2 separate regions of the Homo sapiens genome follow, and region 2 is linked to region 1. A link is an interaction called in ENCODE POLR2A ChIA-PET data of the cell type or tissue named here. Cell type or tissue: Caco-2. All regions are shown on one strand. Region 1 holds the start of ZCCHC12 (zinc finger CCHC-type containing 12). Region 2 overlaps DOCK11 (dedicator of cytokinesis 11).

What was found. ChIA-PET counts read pairs that join two places held together with the same protein. Peaks named below come from ENCODE experiments on the same cell type or tissue, not always from the same donor. Only the 100,000 strongest peaks of a DNase experiment are listed, where the experiment ranks them.
Region 2: POLR2A ChIA-PET joins it to region 1 with 10 read pairs; 2 of 35 experiments call an interaction of 5 or more read pairs at or near these places.

The regions. Positions count from the first base shown.
Region 1 is chrX:118,822,564-118,825,063 of GRCh38, forward strand. It overlaps ZCCHC12 (zinc finger CCHC-type containing 12), which reads left to right and starts at 1,261. Exons shown (of 4, transcript NM_173798.4): 1 at 1,261-1,442; 2 at 1,776-1,827; 3 at 2,026-2,150. In Caco-2, no CTCF peak of the experiment used is centred here; a DNase peak (open chromatin) is centred at 1,198; H3K4me3 peaks cover 873 bases.
Region 2 is chrX:118,625,974-118,628,473 of GRCh38, forward strand. DOCK11 (dedicator of cytokinesis 11) reads left to right here. Exons shown (of 53, transcript NM_144658.4): 33 at 1,531-1,606; 34 at 2,190-2,299. Among named protein-coding and RNA genes, the nearest start is that of IL13RA1, 100 kb to the right of the region's middle. In Caco-2, a CTCF peak has its summit at 1,573; no DNase peak of the experiment used is centred here.

The sequences.
Region 1 (2,500 bases):
ACACCTGCAAAGACCATTTTACTTTATAAGGTAACATTTACAGGTTTCAGGGATTAGGACTTGATACATTTGGGTGGCCATTATTTAGCTTCATACAGAGTCCGAAATCTTTGCATACAATTTCAGGAAGATCATGGATTCCAGGTAGGCACATCTGCTCTGGAGTTGCATTTCACCACAGATACCTGTGGACAGATATTGGAGACAGGCTCATTTACTTATTCACAAACCTTGCTACAACTCAGAACCAACCGCAGCGCCGGTTAAAAATACTAAATACAAAACCACATCACAACCGCTAGTCCTAGTAAATCTGAATCCACCAGAGTTGGGGCCCAGAGCCTACATTTCTTTTCTTTTCCTTTTTTTTTTTTTTTTTTTTTTTTTTTTTTTTTTTTTGAGAGGGAGTCTTGTTCCCTTGCCAGGCTGAAGTGCAGCGGTGCGATCTTGGTTCACTGCAACCTCCGCCTCCCAGGTTGGAGAGATTCTCTAGCCTCAGCCTCCCAAGTAGCTGGGATTACAGGCACGCGCCATCATGCCCAGCTGATTTTTTTTTTTTTTTTTGTCTTTTTAGTAGAGACGGGGTTTCAACATGTTGGCCAGGATGGTCTCGATCTCTTGACCTCGTGAGCCGCCCGCCTCGGCCTCCCAAAGTGCTGGGATTTCAGGCGTGAGCCACCATTCCCGGCCAGAAGACTGCATTTCTAACAAGCTCCCCCAAATGACTCTGATGTCTTGCCCCCATACTTGAATGGGTATTGGTTGAGAGCCTTGTTCTCCAGCTCTCCTCTCTGTTAAATGGACATACTGCTACTTCTTTCACAGTAAAAGAGGAGATGTGTGTGAAAGCCTGTTTCCGCAATGCACGTGCTAATGCTCTTCCCGCCCCTTCCCCTCTTCCCCGTCTTTTCCCTATACCAAGGTGAAGAACTTTTATTATTCACTTGATTTTGGACCCACTTCGTGTTTAATGCACCTGGCCTAAGATGCAGAGTTGAGCCCAGGGAGAAGGGACGGGTTGGGGGAGGAAGAAAGAGTCGCAAATTCCCAGGCAGATTGGCTCCATCGGTCTAATCAAGCTGCACTTGACGCTCCGCGGGCCTGCTGCGCCCCCGCCCCCTCAGGCGAAAACTCGCCTCTGCCCAAGGCTGTGCGGGGCGTCCGCCCCCGCACTTCGCTGATTGGCCGCACTAGCCCGCTCGTCACGCTCTTTTGTCTCAGCTGGCAGAGGATAAAAGCCGCCGCGGCTGCCTTAGGAACGGCGCTGCCTCGTCTCTGCTACCCCTGGTTGGGCGGCCCTGCGAAGCAGCTCCTTCGGGCAGCCCCGGGTCGCTTAGCGGCCAAGGAGGCTTCAGTTCTTTGCCGCCTGCAAGGCGGAGACCAGAAGGCGGAATCCACAGCTGGCGACGCGGGAGCATCTGCTGTCCACCAGCGGAGCACAGGTAAAGAATGGGGGTGTGATTGCCCGGCGGGGAGAGGGGTGGGGGAAGACCCACCAGTACTGGGCGGCTCCCAGCTTGGAGAATCGGTGACTGTGAGGCAGGGGTAGGAGTACTCTCGTGGCCCGGCTGCGCTGAGGGAGGAGGTGGGGTTCACCTGGATACTGCGGGCTAGGTAGGATTTGCCTGGATTTGGGGGTGGGAGGAGAGGCGAGGAGTAGCGGGGGGAGGAATCTCGAGCTGTTTGCTTCGAACATCCTTTGCATCTCCTCATCTCTTTCTGGGAGGAATATGTGGGTGGGTGTGTCCAACTCCTATTCCCTTTCTCCGTGGCAGGCCATCAAAGCCGCATCTGAACTTGAATTCTGTGCAGCTGATTGCAGAGCTGGTAGGCCGACGGCTTCCCGGGGGAAATGTAATGCTGGAGGGTGGGGGGCTGGTCTCTGGCTTATAGTCAGGAGGGGGCAGAGAGAATTTTTCGCCTGGCAACAGCGGAGGTGGTGGGTAGCAGGATGACGGGTGAAGCTGCTTCTAACCCTTCCCTTCTCTGGCCTTCTCCGCTGTGGCGCAATCTTGAAACCTCAAGGACCCGGATCTGCGACCCCCTGTGGACAGAGGTTGACCGTACCCCGGAGAGGAGCTTTCTCACGGAGGGCACTGGTTGCAGAGGCTGGAAGTGAAATAAAGACGCGCTCTTGTTTCAGAGTTCGTGTAAGAATCTGAGAAATAACAAGGGGGACGGGCGTGGGGGGCACTTTGAGAAGGGGGTGTGGTTGAGACCAGAGACCATGAGGTTAATGAGATCTTATTTTATTTCCACAAATCTGCGATCATTGTACTCTATTTGGAGAGCCCAATATCAGCTCCAGACACTGCTACACCTAGAATTTGAAGCAACAGTTACCGTCCCTCTTGGAGGACTGGTGGGAGGGATGGATGTGGCTGCAAAAAGCACCTTGCTAGCACGCAGGCATCGGGTAGCTCTGGGAGGTTGTAAGTGTCAATCTCCTACAGGATTATTTTTAGGGTAGTGGGCAAATATAAAATGTACTGCAGGATAT
Region 2 (2,500 bases), 200 kb before region 1:
CACCTCCAAATGTACCCTTTCCACTTGTGCCTTCTAAATTTTTCTCCAAGCCACCAAATATCTCCACTAATCTGTCATTCCAAATCCTTTACTTTTTTTTTTTTTTTTTTGAGACAGAGTCTAAGTCTGTCACCCAGGCTAAAGTGCAGTGGCATGATCTCAGCTCACTGCAATCTCTGCCTCCTGGGTTCAAGTGATTCTCCTGCCTCAGCCTCCTGAGTAGCTGGGACTACAGGCATGCGCCACCACGCCCGGCTAATTTTTTTTGTACTTTTAGTAGAGACGGGGGGTTTCACCATGTTGGCCAAGCTGGTCTTGAAATCCTGACCTCAAGTGATCTGCCTGCCTCAGCCTCCCAAAGTGCTGGAATTATAGGCATGAGCCACTGTGCCCGGTCCCCAAAACCCTTTGCTTTCGTGGTCACCCCTTTTCCAAATATGCTTCAGTTTACCAGTAACCCTATTAAAATACAATGTCCAAATTATACACTTTATAGTCTGCCCAGTGGACTGTTAACTTCTGCCCCCATCCATGTTCTGTATGGCCCAAGATCACCTTTGCACTTTGGCTGGCCACGTAATATTGTTGGGTAGCAGGTTAAACTGTGTCATTTACAGCTTCCTCTGCAAATTCCCCCTATGAAATGCTACAGCCAATTTGTCATGCCTGTCCTGTGTTCCTGAGGACGTTGCTTTTAAGCTTTTCTAGTGGCTTGCTTCCCTGTGACTCCCAGTCATGTCAACTGGCTGAATGTGGATACTACACCTACCTGAGTGTCAGGCTGGTCTCACTTTACAAATACAGTATCTCATGCTTATGCTCCCTCCACATAGATTTGACAGCATTATTTGGAAATATTTCACTTCTCTGTATTCTTTGCAGCTCAAGTTTCCCTAGGGCTTCTGGTCACACACCTTCTTCTAGCATTGCCCTGGTTCTAAGGAGGAGAACTGAATCATGTTAAGACTTTACCAGGCTGGGCGCCGTGGCACATGCCTGTAATCCCAGCACTTGGGGAGGCCAAGGCAGGAGGATCACTTGAGTCCAGGAGTTTGAGACCAACCTAGGCAACATGGGAAAACCCCATCTCTAAAAAAATGAAAAATTAGCTGGGTGTGGTGGTGTATACCTGTAGTCCTGGCTAATCTGGAGGCTGAAGTGAGAGGGTCACTTGAGCCCAGGAGGTTGAGGCTACAGTGAGCTATGATCATGCCACCGCACTCTAGCCTGGACTACACAGCAAGACCCTGTCTCAGAAAACGAAAACAAAAAAGACTGTACCAGTTGCAGCTGTACCAGTTGCAGCTATCTAGAATTATGTCACTTGGCTAGAGGTCATGGTTACAACAGTATGCTAGTAGCTTTTTTTTTTTAAAAAAGAGTCACCTAAATACTAATTACTAGTATCTGATTTAGACTTTCACAGTGAGCTTTGTTTAAAATCAATGTAACATTTTATTCTGTTAATTCAGATTTCTTATCCTATATACGAATTTGTTTAAATGACACAGGTATCATATTCTGTTACAGGCATCCAGAGATGAGTTTCCATGTGGCTTTACTTCACCTGCCAATAGAGGGAGTCTGAGCACTGACAAAGACACCGGTAATTAAACCTTTTGGAGATGATACATTGCGTGGGTGTTTAGACATGTACCCTCTACTTCTCAGTATTTTTGATATATTTCATAATAAAGACCATACATAGCTTGATCTCTACTAAAGTTTAATTAAAATCTGACTTATACTTGCAGTCAAATTTATTTGCCTAGGTTTCCTTGTCTAAGCTTATTTAGAACATAGCTTGGCATACTGAGAAAATAGAGGATAATGAGAAAAATACTGGTTTCCACTCTTCTTATCTGTCACCAGTTTTAAGCCAGATACTCCCATCTATGGGCTCAAGTTTCCTTGTCTATAAAATTGTCTTTTAAATTGTGTGGCTTTATTTTACGGCTTCCAAGGAATTTCTTGTCATTTTGTACATGCTAAAGTGTTTTGAAAGGTGAAAAGTTGCTTCACTTTTACATGGTTTCTTATGGTGTTTTGATATAATAAACTTCACATTTTAGATGTCCAAGATCTATTCCCTACATTAATGTCTCTACTTAAATTAGTTCCGTACTTTTTAAATATTTCTGACAGTTCCCCCTCTTGCCAACAAGGGCTTGACTTTTTTTTTTCCCCAGCTTATGGGTCTTTTCAAAATGGACATGGAATTAAGAGAGAAGATTCAAGAGGTTCCCTCATCCCAGAAGGAGCAACAGGATTTCCAGATCAGGGCAACACTGGTGAAAATGTAAGAACTTAAATATATAGGATGACCCTAGTGACACATTAGCCTGCAACAATTTTTTTATAGTATAAATATGAGCATCTGTACTCACCTGTAGTCCATCCTGGCTCTGCGAAAAGCATCCCATAATTCTTAGATATTTTAGCAGTATCTTCCTATAGTGGCAGCTGCTACTTCAATGTCTTAAACTATTTATAGAGAATA